Linked DNA regions of Homo sapiens: region 1 is linked to region 2. The links are chromatin loops, found by intact Hi-C in ENCODE. Cell type or tissue: endothelial cell of umbilical vein. All regions are shown on one strand.

The links. A loop is a pair of places that touch in the nucleus more often than their neighbours do. Peaks named below come from ENCODE experiments on the same cell type or tissue, not always from the same donor. Only the 100,000 strongest peaks of a DNase experiment are listed, where the experiment ranks them.
Region 1: it touches region 2 in a loop (5-fold over the local background); 5 of 110 quality-filtered maps call a loop at or near these places.

The regions. Positions count from the first base shown.
Region 1 is chr5:129,768,894-129,773,893 of GRCh38, reverse strand. No RefSeq gene overlaps it. Among named protein-coding and RNA genes, the nearest start is that of MINAR2, 23 kb to the right of the region's middle. RefSeq lists an enhancer at 1,837-2,390. In endothelial cell of umbilical vein, a CTCF peak has its summit at 2,359 (motif pointing left); a DNase peak (open chromatin) is centred at 2,343.
Region 2 is chr5:130,708,648-130,713,647 of GRCh38, reverse strand. No RefSeq gene overlaps it. Among named protein-coding and RNA genes, the nearest start is that of HINT1, 450 kb to the left of the region's middle. In endothelial cell of umbilical vein, no CTCF peak of the experiment used is centred here; DNase peaks (open chromatin) are centred at 2,897 and 4,687; H3K27ac peaks cover 1,554 bases.

The DNA of each region.
Region 1 (5,000 bases), 940 kb after region 2:
CAGTAAAAGTGACTTTTTGGTGCATAGTTCTACGAATTTTAAAAAATTTATAGATTAATGCGTCTTCAACCAGAATCAGGATACAGAGCAATTCTATCACTGCTCAACAAAAAATATTCTTTATGCTTCCCTTTGTATGCACACACTGAAACCACACCAGCTCTTGGCTCCAGCTAGTCTTTTCTCCATTTGCCTCTTGTCAAATACATTTTACTTAGTGTTTCCCACAAGGGGTCCCAGCACTCCAGGGAAATCCCAGAACTCTCTTATTGTCTGGGTGAAGATAGTAACATTAATCATATTCTGTGGATAGCCTCTGAGAACGTACCGAAATAGATAAAGGAGATTAAGATTGTGTCGTGACTCACTCTCTCTGGGCACAAGCATGTATGGCGAGGCAAAATAGGACAGAATAACCAACTATTAACACTATTTCCTTTCTCTTTCCTGAAGATACCTGTAGCCATATTCCCATCTGACTTCTAACTCAAACTGCATTGACGAATGTGAAGACCTCCGTGGACAGCAAGGACTGACAGTCTAAATGAGCAATGATGCTGCTCTTATCACAAAACAGGACCGACTCAAGTAGGGTATAAGAGATCAAACTGATTTCCCTTCTTTCCTTGGAAGGATGTTAAAAATTTGAGCTCCAGGAAGACATAGCTGACCTGGGAATGCTGTTTTGGACGAAGAGAGGAATTTGTACTTCCTCCCTGGGGTAGGTGAAGAAGGGAAAGGAAGAAAATATAAATATGTCCCTTGAAAAATGTGGCATTTCTGAGAGATGTGAAAACAGATTTGCCATGTTTGGGATGCAGTTTAAGAGTAGAAACCTCCGAGATACCATATACCATGAGGCTTGGGGAAAAAACAGAAATGATACATTTTGACGAAAGGAGGGCCCAGCTCTACCTGAGATTCCCTGTGGCTGGGGAGTGGCAATGAAGAGGTCTGTACTCTTCCCAAGGCTCCATGGTAAGCTGTGGAAAGTAACTTGGAGCATGAGCTGATGATCATGGCCAGAGGCTACCTGGCCAAAAACAGGTCATAGATCAAGGAGATGCACATTACTGTGATGTATGTGGACCTTTATAAGTGAGATGCTGGCTGGTATCTCCTGCACACTGTACTGGTGATGACTGTGTCACCTGTGGGAGCCAGCACCATCCAGCACTGTGCCACAAAATAATGAAAGTAGACAGAATCTCACCCTCCCTGCCACGAATGAATGGACTTCTCCTCTCTAGACTTGCATATCTTCCAGAGGAAGAAGTAGGAAGCTGAATTAAAATTTGAATTAAATTTTGACTGAATTAGTAATTCTGATAAAAGACTGATTGGACTAAATTTAGCCCCAATACTATATTTCTGGAGACAGGACAAGAGTTCTATTTCTTCGCACTCAAGTTGGTGTCTATAGAATTCAAACCTGTTACATAAATTTAGAATCAGAAGGAGTGGCTTTGTGTCCTAGAAACCATCTTTAGGGACAATATATGGCTGGAGTTCTGCCACTGATTCACACGAAATTCCTACTGATGCACAAGAAGTCATTATTGCATGATCCCTGATGGCTGAGGCTGTCTCATGATCATATTTCTAAGATTCCATTTAAAATGAGTACGAATTCCAGCTCAACTTTAAAGTATAATTTATCTGTTAAATAAAAATCTGTTTGTATACATCTTGAGGGTTAAATTGCTCATGAAACTTGTATTCCTGAGGAGTGTGTAAAGGCCGAGGAAAGAGCCAAGACAAAGAGATGATTTGTATCTGTACATCTGCCTGTTTGTTCCACAGGGAAGTGCCACCAAGTAGGCCTTACGTTCATGGGCGCCTGGACGGGGCTTTTAAAAGTTCACAACAAAATCCAGAACACTTGTGGGTTTCCCCAACCTGAACCTTAGCTTTGAAAGAGTTTGCTGAGTTGCTGACACTCTCAAGATCCTGTTTCAAACTTAAGAGAGAAAGAATCACCCAGGGAGCTTGTTAAACATGACGATTCTGATGCAGCTGCCCTGAGAGTCTGCATTTTTTAATAAGCATGAACCACAACTTGAGTAAAGACACAATAGAAGATTTGGTTAACGAAGTCCATGTGCCCAGCTTGAACTTCCTTGATCTGAAGACTTCTCAGCATGGGACCCCAATTACTGTCACTTTTCTGTGCTGATGCACACTCAGTGATCCCGGCAGGCTCTCCTGCTCCCTACCCTAGGGCTTAATCAGCACAATTAATCACTTGTATTCCTTTGGAAGTTCTTCACTCATTTGTCAAGATACCCGTATATTGACACAACTGAAATACCGCCCTCAAAATAGGCAAGCTGTGGTTTGGCATCCTGGTACACACCTGCCCTCTGGTGGTGAGAGAGTAACTCCAAGCTATAGGGAAATAAAAGATCCTTTCCCTTCTGCTCTTTATCATGGTGAACAAGATGAAACTCGGTGTCTGGCCAGTGTACAGTAAAGAAAGGTGCATTTTAAAGGCATAGTCTACAAAGATGAGAAAATCCTGGGAGCAAATTCTGTTGCCAAACTATGACTAGGTGCCTTACATGGCAGCACATTGGAGAGTGATTGAGGGATTCATCCCACCAAACCTCTGATGCAGACGACACAGACCTGCAGGTTTCCCGGAGGTGAGGTTCTTCAGCGTGGGTTTGATGTCAGCTCCTCTGAAGCCAAACTCCTTCCTGACACAGAGGCGTTGGAGCTTCCTGGGACTGACATCTAATTTAGGGATAATCTAAGGCAAAGTTAGAGAAATCAGATCCTGTACTCTGGAACATTGTCATAAGGGAAAGACATTCTATCCATAACACTTACTAAGAAAGAGTAATTAACTCATACATATTCTTAATCATAGAGTCTATCACTTAATATTTTACCTTATAAAGAAGCCCCACAAGCCTAAATTACAAAATGGTACAAGCATATGGCATTCAGATTTACTGGGATTCTGAGCATAACTGTGTTTGCCCTTGTTAAAGCAGGGTCTTTTTGTACTCACTTGGAGACTGGGGCTGAGTGTACGTATAGCTATGGGTCGAAGGAGAGGAGACGCACTTCCGTTGTCTTCATCAACAGCTGGACCATATCAAGCCCCCACTACAGCCATGAGAAAATAAAAACTTTAGCAGAAAGAATAGTCAGAATAGGTTTAGTAGATCTAAGCTCTCATTGCAATTTGATTCTGACAAGTCTTTTGATGTCCCTGAGCCTCAATCTCTTCTTGTAAAATACGGCTTTTACACTTATCTCTCAAGATTATAGTTGAGATGAAATGAGCTTGTAGAAGGGGTAGGGTTTTAAAAATTATGCAGTGTAGAAGCTACAACTATTTCTGTTGAATTCTTAATAAGGCCAGGATGGAAATGTTCAGGTGGGTGGGCAGCAGGCATAGGGCCCTATGGGACACTGCTGTCCATGGGCATCCACTGGACTTGTTAAAGGAAAAATTGTTTACGACACATGTTAAAGGCAGTGAAGAAGACTTTATTCAAGGGAGGCTTCTGCAGTGGGGTTTTATAGTAGAGGAGAGAGATCAGTCTCCACTCTGAATATGATAAGGAAAAGTGGAGACTTATAGCTAAGGGGAACAGTCAGGCTTTGATGGATGGAATATTACTAAGAGTAGGGTAATATTTTGCTAAACTGACCTAACAGGATTTTTACTGAAGGAAGGCCAGGGTGATAAGATATCGTATAGAGGGTAGTCAGATTTACTGTAAACTGACTTAGCAAGATTTTTGCCAAAAGTGGAATAAGCCAACCATGGACACAACCCAAGATCCAGAGCCTAGTCAGAGAGACACTCGGGGGAGCCTAACTAGCATTAGATCAAGGACAGAGTCTTTGTCAAGAATCTTCCTGAATAACTTGGAAAACAGCTGTAAAAGCTGTACATTTATATGTTCATGATAAGCAAAATAAAACTTTTTTCCTGGGTTTGCAATTCTTGAAAGTGGTTTCTGATCATTATATTAAAAAAAAAAGAAAACTTTTGCAGCAGGAACAATAAAATTATTCTATTAAGTATTGATTAGAAATGTTTCAGCCTTTAAAATAATGTATTTTTAAGAAAGAAACTTAGTTAACTGCTGTTTCATTTATATTTACTGATATACTTTTGAATCTGGCCTAACCATTGTTTTATTATTCAAATAATTATCTAAACAATATTTCCCAACTTTGAAACTAATTCTAATGTGAGAGATTTTAGCGCTTATTTCATAGCTGAGAAAAACCCACCAGTTTAATTAGCATAAGAAGAATTACTACCTTTTCTTTGTCAGGAACTTAAAAACGGCGTACAGGATAAGCAAAACTGTGTAAGCCTTGAATCTTTTTCCTTCTTGCTAAAGAAATCTAGTCAGAGAATATTTTATACTGAAAAAAGAATTTCTTTATTTAAAAGATACAATATTTATTTCAATTTTTTATTTTGAAAGAGAGCCTTTTGGCCAGGCGCGGTGGCTCACGCCCGTAATCCCAGCACTTTGGGAGGCCGAGGGGGATGGATCACGAGGTCAGGAGATTGAGACCATCCTGGCTAACAAGGTGAAACCCTGTCTCTACTAAAAATACAAAAAATTAGCCGGGCGTGGTGGCGGGCGCCTGTAGTCCCAGCTACACGGAAGGCTGAGGCAGGAGAATGGCGTGAACCCGGGAGGCGGAGCTTGCAGTGAGCTGAGATCCTGCCACTGAACTCCAGCCTGGGAGACAGAGCTTTTGCATTTAGATTTTATTTATGTATATATGCATATATTTTAAATACAGACACACAATTGTTTATATAGTCCATATAGTTCTATATACTCTGCATCTTTTCAGTAAGTATAAGGCATTGAGGAAAGACAGAGCACCGTGTATTTAAGGCAGAAAGTAAGAGGCAGGAAAGGGCAGATTATAAAATGGAGCCAGGAATGCGGGAAGGGCTCAAAATACACACAAGGAAGTCCTATCCACTCCCTTTCCTACAGTCTGCAAAACGA
Region 2 (5,000 bases):
AGCAATGAAGCAATGCAGGAGTAGAACAAAACAATATAATAAAGTCAAGAAGCTTCCTTAACTTTTGCTTAACAAAGGTTTAAGTTTAGCTGTTACATATGAGAAAAGGCTTATGAAAAAAAAATCACTGCTTCCTAATTTAGTAAAAGACAGATAAGACCATCTACCTCAGCTGGAAACTTGCTACAAGTGACACTTCAGGTTTTTAAAATAATCTTTCAGAAAAAAATACATTTTCTCACTACTTTCACACAGAAAGAAACAGACAGGTAGTGAAGCATTTCCTGCCTGTTTTCCTTGATTTTGCAAACTGAGTGAATCTCTCTGTCATGCTTTTGTCTCCATATCCGACAAACAGTGCTTGTATTATTGCTAATTATTTTCTTCTCCAGACCTCCTTTACTTCTGTAAGAAATATAGACCTCCCACTTAACTATTCACAAATTCCCCATAAGGGCATCTAAAATATTATCATTGAAGTTGCATAGCACTGTTTTCTGTTATGTAATTCTAAGAATGCTAAACCCTGTTTGAATACTATGATATAAATTGTTTACAGATAAAAGTAACACATTTGAAGATTTTGAAATGAACATCTTTCTATAACCAAGAGGAAAATATTTAAGAGATTGTTGCATATCTATTGCAGTATCAGAGAATTTAGATTCAAATCATTTTTTTATTGACATGGAAGAATTTTTGCCTTTCATTCACAAAATAGGGTAAATGAAATCTAAAAAAAGGAATAAAAATTTTACTTCCTAGAAGAGTTAAACTAATCTTTCTTATCTAAATTTTCCCTATTTGGAGTATTCTCTATGGGGTTTGACTTTAATCAGTAGAAATTCTAAATTTACAACAAGGTAGTTTTGGGGATGTCATCAGGTGACCTATAGGAAGAACACTACATCTGCATTTACATTTCGGGTTGCCCATTTTTCAGGATAAATGAGGAGAGTTTGGGATGGGGAGTAGAGACAGCAGTGAGTCCCTCAGTTGACATCTCACTGCCTCTTACTGTGACCTTTGGCTGCAGCTGAATTGTTTTTTTAAGTTCCTACAGTAAACAGAATTAATATTTAAGCTGCTTGCTGAATGAAGTAATAAAATACATCCTTGATGTGTTGTTTTATGGCATGGGCCACTGAGATGTTTATACAATGCCAAATGACTTACAAAGGGATTTTTTTGAGGTGAACATCCCTTTAGGTAAGATAAATCACTATGCTAAAACAAATAAACAAATAAAGGTTTACTATAGACCACTTCTAAACTACCTTTCCTATATCTCACTCCTTACTGTCTACAAAGAATCCTGTAGAAGAGGGTATTGGAATGGTTGTGTAAAATCAATAGTAATTAGTCCTGGATACAATACACTGGAAAAGACACACAAGTGAACATGTATGTGTGTACACAGGTATGTATAATATATGTGTTCTCTTCATCTATATAAAATATAAAATATTAAAGATATGCATATCTGAATGTATATATGGGTACATGTCTGTAATATTTTGTAAATATAAAAATTACTTTGTACCAACATGAGCTGTGTTTAGTTGTTTCACTGACTTAGACAACCAGTCTCTCAGAAATGAGGATTCACTTGTTTAATTTCTATAGTTGCTAAGATAATACCATACACAAACATTTACTGCATAGTTGATGACAACTACCCTAAGAAGTAGGGTTTTCTCTGTGTCTTTGTGAATGCTATTCTTCCTTGAGTGGTTTTTCTCCCTCTTACCTCTACCTTCTTTGTGCTGTCTTCCTGGGTCACAAAACAACATTGACGTTCCTTTATGAATTTCAAAACCACTTGTAATTTAGACCAGTACTACTCAAAATGTTCTGGAGCTGCTATGCAAACTGATACCTGCCCACCACAATTAGGGAGGTACAGGAATTGAGGGTAAACAATTAGGAACTTTTGGAGCAATTTGACTTTACTGAGATATCCAAGCAGAATCTCTCATAACTTCTTATTGTATTTTATAATATATTGGTCTACTATAGATCAGAAATTAAAAAAAGACAAACATGAAAAAAAAACACCTTGGACTTTCACCACAGATGGTTTGAGAAGCAATGATCTATGTGACTGTTTCTTGAACCTGACTACATATCAAAGTTCCCCGGAGAAACTTCTTAAAAAGCACAAGATGGATAGTGACTGGAGCTAGGCTCTGTTAAAAAAAAACTATCCAGGTTATCTTGATGCACATCATGTTTGCAATGTCATTTGAACCATATCTGTTTAATTGCTGCAGCTAATTACATCAAGACTCATCAATTTTTGATGATTCTAGTAGAATTGGATGCCATGTGAGCATTGATCTTGTCCTCACTGCTATGCCTTCAGCACTAGACTTATAATTGATACACAGTAAGTGATTAAAAATTCTGGATAAATGAGTGAATGCATCATGTCTTCATTTTGTGGCCTCTAATAGATTCTTGGGATGTAAAAGAACTCATTTTATATACATATGCAAATTTAAAACCTTCTATAATAAGTCTGACATCACCTGTGTCCTCTCTGTGTTTGTGTTATCAGCAAGTGAATTTCTCAGTACTCCCACATCACAAACCCCAATTACCACTCCATATGTTTCCCAAATTAGTAGCTAATAGCGTTTTCCCAGGCGAATGTATCTAGAAATACCCAGGGATTCACTGCTATACCTAAGTCAGCAATGGTTCATCTTTCTCCTTGCTGTGGAGGAGAACTTGACCAGAGGAGTCCACTTCCCCTGGCCCGGCAGCTTCTTGCATGGGAAACTAGCTGCTCCTGCTGCTACTTGGCTGATGATTTACCCTATAGCACATTTTATCTTTACGTAAACACACAAAGTCCTTTCACGTCTTTGTTCCTGTTCCCATGCCATGACTCCTTCCTGGAATACCATTCTTTTATTCTTACTCACTAAATAAGCTCTTCTACTCCTTTTCTTCGGGCCCCCTTCCTCTGATTCAGCTGAGAAACAACTACTGTCTGTCTCCATCAAAGCTAATTTTCTGCCTCCTGTTTTCCCACCATACTTTGCCATTCTAGACATCTGTTGCATATCATTTTTTCTGTTACTTAACTAATGCATCAGTCTTCATTCATTCTCCTCCCAGACTATACTCCTCCTGGGTTCAGAGCATATCTCATTCATTTCTGTGTTACCTTTGCTTATCTCAGTGCTGGCTTCAGAGTAGATACTTCAGAGATGCTATTTAAATCAGAGTTAGGGTAGTTAGAATAGGAGAGAATGAGGACTCTATGGTGCTCAGGTGCCATGCATCCTGCAAAGAGAACATGAAAGGACATTTTTTTTTCCTTCAATAATTACATGGACTCCTTCAGTGATCCCTGTGTCTGTTGGGCCTTGAGTAATTACCTGCAATCTCTGTCTTTGTGAGGCTATTAATTAAATTCCTTTCGGTGCCCCAAAAGTGGACATTTCTTGTCTGTATCCTTTTGTTCTGTCCACACAGGAATACTGCTGCTGAATTCAGTCTCTTCCAAGTTCAATAAAAGAAATACATTTTCTTTCAGTATTCCTCTCTTTGCTACAATCTGGACATAGGTTCCTTTATTTTGTCAAGATAATGGATATTAAAAAATAACAGCCAATATATTATTTTGTTACTAATAGTCCCTTTAGCACTTGAGTTATAAACCTTTTGGAGGCTCAGTGATTCTGTTCTCTTTATAAGGGGGATTTCTTTTTGTTCTTTCTGTCCATCAAGACAAACAGATTTCCTCTCTGATGTGCTTTTATATCCAGTTCACCCTTGCACTGGGGATATAGCCTTCTGGAGTGCCAACTGCATATGGAGTCTTCTGTTCGATTCTGCATCTTGTAGGAGCTAGGATTAATCTTTGGCTCACTGTTCCTGTCATAACATCAGAACAGATACTCAGGGACACCAGGCTCAGCAGATGCCTCCAGGTGAAAGTCAGGTGGGTTGGTGAACACTTACCTATCCCTATGCAATGTTCTTTCACTTTATTTTTTGGCTTCTGATTATTGATTAGTTTCTTGCCAGCTGAGGGAAGAACTGATATGCATTAATATTTACTTTCTAGAACTTTAATTTCTTTCAGTGAGTATGACATCTGGGGGGGCGTCTAGGATATCACATACATAGACCCAGAAGCCTAAGCATATTTTCTCAGTGTACTACTTTAGATAATTTTTATAGATAATTTGAATGGCAGTCCAACTACCTTCTTGGGATGGAAGAGGGAAACATACTTAAGAACAGAACATAAATTTGCATGTCAAAACTTATTTGGCCTTAAGAATAATTGTAAAATGAATGAGAAAATGGTACAAGAGAGCAACATAAGGCTTAGAAATTTGAGAGTAAATGCACTTTGTCCAAAAACATAAATAAATAAAATAAAGGTTAGGGAAAAAATCTTTATTATTTGTGGGTGATGAGAACCTTTCATTAAATCCTTCTTTGGTGTTTTTGAAATCTTTGCATTTTTATTTAAACGTGGGTTGAATTTGTCATATACATGAATTGCTACAAGTTTTTCTTATTGCTTCTCTTTTCAACAGACTTTCTCTTCTTGATGCTGCTGTCTTATTTTTTCAAATCTTCAACTTCCTTTTAGTTGATTCTGCTTTAAATTAGTCTCCCAATCTGTTTCCTTCTCTCTCCCCATAGGTTTTTTTTTTTCCCAATTCTTCCTCTGACTCACAAACATACGAGACAGACATCTTGCTCACAGACTTTTCATTCTTTCCCTCCCCTTATCTCTGACATTTTTCTTCTACTCTTTTTACGTGAAAGAACTATTTTTTACAGAAATGTTTCTTCTCTTTTTCAAATTTTTGAAAAATTAGGCAGCATATGAAGAATCTTGGAAACCTGAAAATAAGTGATTAAAAGCTTGCTGAATAATAGTTATTTTTAAAATGGAGAATGCCTGAAAAAGCAAAGATCTCTCTAGTTTCACCAAAATGGGCAGAGTCAATAGGATTCTCTATGTTTAT